3 separate regions of the Mus musculus genome follow, and regions 2 and 3 are each linked to region 1. The links are chromatin loops, found by intact Hi-C in ENCODE. Cell type or tissue: heart. All regions are shown on one strand.

Evidence for each region. Hi-C counts contacts between places; a loop is a spot of excess contacts. Peaks named below come from ENCODE experiments on the same cell type or tissue, not always from the same donor. Only the 100,000 strongest peaks of a DNase experiment are listed, where the experiment ranks them.
Region 2: a loop joins it to region 1, with 2.4 times the contacts of the local background. A loop is called at or near these places in 2 of 42 quality-filtered maps.
Region 3: a loop joins it to region 1, with 8 times the contacts of the local background. A loop is called at or near these places in 40 of 42 quality-filtered maps.

The regions. Positions count from the first base shown.
Region 1 is chr2:180,346,331-180,348,830 of GRCm38, reverse strand. It overlaps Gm52543 (a long non-coding RNA gene), which reads left to right and starts at 2,340. Exons shown (of 5, transcript XR_003953987.1): 1 at 2,340-2,500. In heart, a CTCF peak has its summit at 1,512 (motif pointing right); a DNase peak (open chromatin) is centred at 1,520; H3K27ac peaks cover 1,165 bases.
Region 2 is chr2:180,206,845-180,209,344 of GRCm38, reverse strand. Lama5 (laminin, alpha 5) reads left to right here. Exons shown (of 79, transcript NM_001081171.2): 3 at 974-1,091; 4 at 2,040-2,158; 5 at 2,242-2,412. Among named protein-coding and RNA genes, the nearest start is that of Gm52542, 17 kb to the left of the region's middle. In heart, CTCF peaks have their summits at 199 (motif pointing right) and 1,221 (motif pointing left); a DNase peak (open chromatin) is centred at 1,364; H3K27ac peaks cover 303 bases.
Region 3 is chr2:180,274,870-180,277,369 of GRCm38, reverse strand. It overlaps a transcript of Rbbp8nl not described here. Among named protein-coding and RNA genes, the nearest start is that of Cables2, 2.7 kb to the right of the region's middle. In heart, no CTCF peak of the experiment used is centred here; DNase peaks (open chromatin) are centred at 169, 319, 809 and 1,309; H3K4me3 peaks cover 1,644 bases; H3K27ac peaks cover 1,874 bases.

The DNA.
Region 1 (2,500 bases):
CATGACATTTGCAGACAAATGGATAGCACTCAAAAAAAAAAATCCAAAATCCACCCTGAGTGAGGTAACCCAGACCCAAAAGACAAACGGTGTGTACTCACTGGTAAGTGAACATTAGCTGCTAAATCCACAGATCATACTCCAATCCACAGACACAGAGAAACTCATGGATCTTCTTGGGAAGGGGAAAGAGCTTTGTAGGTGGACTGGGGGTGGATGGGGGTGGGAACAATAGGGATCAGGCTGGGGGAGGAGAGTTCTGGGAAAGGCGACTGGAATTGGAGGGGGTATTGGAGAGGCAATGCAGAACCCTAGTGCTGTGGAAATGCCCTGAGGGTGAGGGTAATCCTAGTGAATTCTGCTAGTAACAGGGAATACTGAGTCAGAACTAGCTGTCTTCTTTAACCAGGCAAGGCTTCCAGCCCTGGGACTGAGACATAACCCAGCCATAAATCCTTCCGCGTACAATCTGTCCTGCCTGCGAGACATGCTAGGGTAATGGTGGTGTAGAACTTGTGGGAATGGCCAACCAATGACTGGCCAAGTTGAGGCCAACACCACAAAAGGGAACCCACAACTGACAGTGTCTGGAAGGCCAGGAACCAGAGACTGGACAGCCCAGAGACTCGGGAGAGAACCAAAAACGACTGGCAAAAAAGACAATAAAGTAATTCCTAGTGATACTCTGCTATCCTCATAGATCAGTGCATGGACCAACTGTCAACAGAGGGATGCTTTCCAGCAACTGACGGAAATAAATGCAGAGGCCCACACAGCCAAGCCAACCAAACATCAGGCATGGCCAGGGGAACTCCAAAGAAGATGGGAGGAAAGATTGTAGGAGCCAGAGGAGTTGAGGATGCCACAAGAACACAACCCACAGAACCAACTAAGCAGAGCCCACAGAGGTTCACAGAAACTGTAGCAACAAACACGGACCCTGATGAGACTGAGCTGGGTCCTCTGCATATACATTATAGTTGTGTAGCTTTGTGTTCTAGCAGAAGACACAACAGTGGGAGTTTTTTGCCTGCTCTTGGGGCCCTTTTCCTCCTGTTGGGTTGCCTCATCCAGCCTTGATATGAGGGTTTGTTCCTGATCTTATTGTAACTTGTTATGCCATGTTTGGTGGGTATTCATGGAAAGCCTGCTCTTGGGGGGGGGGGGCATAAGAGGAATGGATCTGGGGGAGAATGGAAGTGGGGAAGGAACTGGGAGGAGTGGAGGGAGGGAAAACTGCCGCCAGGATATAATGTATAAGAAAAGGGAGGGAGAAGGAAGGCTAGAAAGAGGGAGGAGAAACGTGGCCCATCTGTCTCCTTCCACGCTCAGTGCTCAATGATACTGTGTGGCCCTAGTGAAACTTGCTCTCGCATTTTCCATGGGGCTGGAAGCCCACTGATCCTAGGACCTAAAGCCTCGTGGCTAGCCAGCTGCAGGGACCTCCTGGCAACAAACCTGACTCCCCAAACCCTGCAGGCCCCACCTCTCAAGGAAATGTTCAGTATGGCCACCAGGGGGCGCCCGTCGCACACTAGACACTACCAAACAAAAGCAGGGCCACAGGAAAGGCCTCTCAGCGAAAACAGGGACCCAGAGTGCTGCTTGCTATCTAGCTGAGCTACCAGGTAGCAGGACTCTGCCTGGGGGTTGAGATGAGAACACCCCAAGCTCCATTCTGCACTGTTCCCACCCAACCAGCCCAGGTGTGTGCTGATTCACCTCACTTCGGGGTGTCCATCAGGAACACGCTCCAAGAGGAAGCCTCCAAAGCTTATCAGAGTCCTGGAGACCTACTAGGTGCAAGCATGGCCAGAGCTGTCCCTTTGTGTAGAGTTACCCAGGCTGACCATGGAGTAGGGCCCACCATCTCCTCTCACTGCAGAGAGAAGGGGTGAGAACAGGAAGTCTGTAGAACAATTCAGACCTAAAGGGCCAGGACAGCTGAGCCCCATGCAGAACCAGAACTGGGTCTTCCTCTGCACAGTACCCTCGGCCTTCTGTGCAAGACCTGTGGGGAGGCTCGGTGGCTGATGGCCAGGATGGTTTTCATAAAGAAAGCACAGTCCGGATTCTAGCCTGGACTGGGCACAAGGGAAGCCAGCAAGCATGCAAGGAATCCTCTGGGCTTCAGCTACCAGAGTCCTCAAATCGGCACCGCTCCCTCAAAAGTCTTCTTCCTGCGTGTGCGCGTTCTCTGCCAGGTGTTCAGCCAACATCCTCTGTTTGTCTCCTTGACAGAGGGCCAAAGGGCCCCTCAGGCCTTAACCTATTCCCATCTGCTCAGGAGGATGAGAAGGGACCCTCACCAGACAGTGGCTGGGCTAAAGTGAAGGTGCTAGGGGCCAGAGCAGGCAGGCAGGGCTTCTGGAGAAAGCCACGCCTGACACAGATCTCCTCACCCACTCCAGAGGCTACAGTTTCCTGGGGACCCAACCTACTTCCCAAAGAGGGCAGTTCTGACAGGTGGGTGCCAACGTAGCCCATCCTGACACTCTGG
Region 2 (2,500 bases), 140 kb after region 1:
GTTGGGCTCTGGGGATGGGAGTCAGGTTATCATGTGAGAGATGCTTTGTGCAGGGAGGTATCTCCTTGTTGGCACCATTGCCTGTATTTCTACTGAGGTCCTGGTGTTCATGCTTGCATCAGAATGGCCCAGCAAGCTCCACCTCCAGCTTCTAGACTTCTCCTTTTCTTTTTTAAAGATTTTAAAATTTAATGTTTGAGTATCTGCATGTACACCTGCGTGCCAGAAGAGGGCCCAAGATCTCATTATATATAGATGGTTGTGAGTCACCATGTGGTTGCTGGGAATTGAACTCAGGACCTCTGGAAGAGCAGCCTGTGCTCTTAACCACTGAGCCATCTCTCCAGCTCAGCTTCTAGACTTTTATAACCTACATTTCCCAATCTTCCATATTCCTTTCACACCAGTTCCAGAGTTTGGAGGCCATGTGATTTAAAGCATATGGGGACCATGTGCTTTAGTGATAGCAGCAACCTAACTACTTTGGTATCAGATTTTTTTTTTTTTCCTGAGACGGGGGTTTCTCTTTGTAATAGTCCTGGCTGTCCTGGAACTTACTATGTAGACCAGGTTGGCCTCAAACTTAGATCTTCCAGCCTCTGCCTCTCGAGGGCTGGGATTAAAGGTATGTACCTCAGTCCATGGCAACGGGAGCATGCTGTCAAAGCCTGTCGCGTCATGGTGGATAGGAACTAGGTCTTCAAGGCTCCTAGTGACCCACTTCCTTCAGTTAGGCCTCACTTCCTAAGGGTTCCACATGTCCCCACAATAGCCCACGTGTCCCCAAAATGGTGCCACCAGCTGGGACCAAGCTTTCAAAACAGGAGCCTGCTGGGGAAGACATTTCAGAGTCAAACCTGAAGATTTCGTCACAGACCTGCCTCTGCGTCGCCTGCTGTACCTCACACCTAAGAGTGCAGGAAGCTACATGGAGGGACACAGTGTCTGATGTCACACCCCCTGTCCCCTGCAGGTGTTCCATGTGGCCTATGTGCTCATCAAGTTTGCCAACTCACCTCGGCCTGACCTCTGGGTGCTGGAGCGGTCCACAGACTTCGGTCACACTTATCAGCCGTGGCAGTTCTTTGCCTGTGAGTGTCCTTAGCTGCAGGACTGGAGTCCTTGCGGTAGGCCTATAGTTGCTTCAAGGCCCCTGATGCCAAGCAAGCCCTGACCCCTGTGATGGCCTCTTTAGGGTTCATTGCTGCCAGCGCCACCTAGGGGTAGATGGGAGCTTATCGACTCCCACGCTTGACCTTGGACATAGCTGGTGTTACACTGGTGGTACCAGGAATCTTTGGGCCATTTTATGGCTCCTCTAGATAGGCTTGAGCTCAGGCGGCTCCCGTGGAAACAAAGCAGCTCTGGCAGCTGTGGGCCTACCTCCTGCCAGCTTTACTGCCTGTGGCAGGAGACAGCTGGAGTCCTTGGCAGGCCCAGCCGGCCACATGCCACCTGACCAGTTTTGTTGGCAGGGTGGGGGTACTCTGATTAGATAGGCCTGGTGACACGTCCCCCAAAACTCCCTGGCCAAGAGTAAGAGAGGGGCAACTGCAGACTGCGCCTGCAGAGAAGTTAAGGAACACCATTCTCTGGCATGTCCCAGGAAGAGGCCTGGGCATCGTGGTAGCAAAGGCTCTGCAGTCCAGTCTACATTGAGCTAGGGTTTTGTTTTAAGATTTATTTATTTTTTTAAAAAAGAGTTATATGTATACAGCATTCTGTCTGCATATATGCCTGCAGACCAGAAGAGGACACCAGATCTCATTATAGATGGTTGCGAGCCACCATGTGGTTGCTAAGAATTGAACTCAAGACCTCTGGAAGAACGGCCAGTGCTTATCTTAACCTCTGAGCTATCTCTCTAGCCCCTAGCTAGGGTTTTGCTGTCTGTTTGATAACCCCTGCTGGTCAGTAGAACGTGGGGCAGCAATCTGTGTTTCGGAGTGTGTAGGCAACACAAGGATGCTAGGCTGGGGCCCAGGATGGGAGTCTGTATCTGGCATCTGTTACTCTACCTTCTTACCCGTTTCCTGCAGCCTCCAAGAGGGATTGTTTGGAGCGGTTTGGACCTCGGACTCTAGAGCGCATCACGCAGGACGACGACGTCATCTGCACCACAGAATACTCGCGAATAGTGCCTTTGGAGAATGGCGAGGTGGGTTGCACAGCTGTGCTTGTCTGGGGGTGGTGGGTCCCTGTTGTTTCTGAGCCTGGCCTCATCTACCACACCTTCTGCAGATTGTGGTGTCCTTGGTAAATGGGCGCCCTGGGGCCTTGAACTTCTCCTACTCACCGTTACTTCGAGACTTCACCAAAGCCACCAACATCCGCTTGCGGTTTCTGCGAACCAACACGCTACTGGGCCACCTCATGGGCAAGGCGCTGCGGGACCCCACAGTCACCCGCAGGGTGAGCACGTGGGTGTGACTGGAGACTTGTAGAAGCTCTGGGGGAGAGGGGGTGGGTTGGTGTAGGTGGCATGGTCAGGTGACACCTA
Region 3 (2,500 bases), 71 kb after region 1:
AGGGAATTGAAGACAGTTATACCGTGCCCTGTAAGCAGCTCCCTGGTGCTGGCATCTTTGGACCCTCTTGTGACCCTCTGGGCAGCCACAGAGGCACATCCAGCTGGCTCTGGGGTATGTGTTCCTTCAGTGTCAGGGCTGCTCACATGTTTGCCCAGGGCGGTACCTTTGAGTTCAACTCTGTCTGATAAGATAGCAGACTCCCAGCCTGGTCCTGGGTAAGAGTGTCAGGACACTTCCTCCTCCGGTGCACAATGGTGAGTCTTTGAACACCTAAGCTAATATGCATGTACCCTATGTTTGCCCAGGCTACAGCTCAGCAGGCTGGGCTGGGGCCACCACAATAAGCCATTGTTGCCGGAAAGGGACTGACCGCAGCCTGTGTTTGCTCCGAGTGGAGGCCAGGGTTTCTGTGTCATTTCCAAGCACTTCCTGCTATGTACGCACGGGCTGGGGTGTGGTCCACTGAGTTACCAGAGTCTCACCTTCTGCCTTTCACGTTGAGTAAGACAGCCAGTGAGAACAGGCTCATGTCCCGTGAGGGTCATGCTCCCACTTTGCCTAGCAGGATGTCACACATCCTAGGATTAACTCAAGCCATGCAGAATGGGAGGGGTTTGTAGCTGTCTCTGTCTGTGCTCTGACCAGCACATAGACTCAACACCACTTGACACACATGAGGGAAACTGAGGTTCTGCTCCATAGACCCAGCATCTCAGAAGGTCCTGGGTGTTACTTGCCCAGACCAGATGCCCACCCCTTGTGGTCATAGTCCCAGCCACGCTGGCAGTGAGAGAGACTCTGGGGTTAGGCTCTGTGAGAGTCAGCCCTTTGGTCATACTTGTGGGTCTCCTCCCGTGCTCCAGCCAGTCACTACCTTGTCAGGAGCAAGAGTGGCCAACAGACTTCACCAAGTTGCGTTTTCCTGAGCCTAGAAGTAGAAAGCCAGAAAAACCGGCTGCTGCCATCTCTATTCTAACTTCATCTTTCCCACAGCCCCCAAGAAGCCATCCCAAGGGAAGAGGAAACCGAAGGAACCCCTGACACCGGCGGAAGGTCCCAGGAGCCCAAAGGAGGACTTCAGCCTCTCCCCCATTAACAGCTGTCGGGAGACCTAACTCTCCAGACTGAGGGACACTGCATTTGCCCAGAGGTAGCTGTCACAGACTGTTGCCTGCACAAGTCAAGCCACACGACCTGAAGATAGCTCGGAATAGTCAATGCCCATAAGCTCCGCCTACATCCAGAGGGGCTGGCCAGCCAAGTCTCTTCTCAGGTTTCTGGGAAGCTCCTCCCATCTGAAGGCAGGGCGGGGAATAGGGGAGCCTCAGCCTAGCCCTGCTTCTTTTTCTGGGCAAGGTCCCCACCTCCAGAGGAGATGGAGGTCCCAGACTTTTCCAGGCTAGGAAGGACGCTTCAGTCAGCGCGGTCTCAGGCGCCCCCTTGTGGAGTCTTGGCAGATGCAACCAAGACTAAGAATTAAGAATCAGCCCTGAACCACTAGATCCTGATGGTATTGAAGAAACTTAGGGAAATACCTGTGTATGAAGTTTAAGAGCTGCCATTTCCAGGGCAAAAACAGGCACTGTTGGCAAAGCACCAGTCAGGGTCCAGTGTGGGGAAATAAGGGAGAAAGAAGCTGCCTTGGGGAGGTCAAGGAAGGTGGCACCTGAAGCTTAGATTTGGGTTTTGAGGGTTGAATAGAAGTGTGCCAAGCAGGCAAAGTTCCTAGCATGCTCTTATAAGCATCTAAATATGTGCCAAAAGGTCAGGGTGAAAGCCAAGGAGAACTCACTTGACCATAACTGAGTGAGGAAGGCTGGAGCTGGCCAAACCAGGTAGAAGGACTACAGCATAAAAGGGAACTGTGGGTATAATTGTAAGAGCCTGAAACTTCCAGAACTGGAGAAACTGTCACTGGGACTGGGTGAGGCCTGGGCTTAACAGAGTACCATTCTCTACTGAGCACACCTGAGAGGCCCGAAGGACAAAATTCCAAGGGACAGCCAGGTGTGTGTGTGTGTGTGTGTGTGTGTGTGTGTGTGTGTGTGTGTGTTCAATCAGTTACAAGATTCTTCAGCTTTTTCAAATTTGAATAAAACACAAGCTGTATGTTTTATCCACTTTGACCTCCTGGTCAGGTTTGGTCTGTGAGGGAAAAAAACCCACAGTACCACACCCAGGAAGAGGCCAAGTTCCTGTTTAAATGTCCCTCAATCACCTCACAGGTTTGTCTGCCAATATTGGGGTCTAGCTCTAGGGCTATGTCCACACTCATGGTACCCTGCCAGGAGCACACCTCCTTGTCATCCCTGTCAGACAGTGGCTTCTGTTAGCCACGATCAATTACCCATCCCAAAGCAGCTTAGTCATACAGCTAGCACCTCATACTACCAGAGACCAAAACTCAGAAAGGTAAGCAGCCTGAGTGTGAAGGACACCACCCCAGGTCAGCAGACACCATGACCCCCTGACAGAAATTACTCTCTCTGGGAGTGCC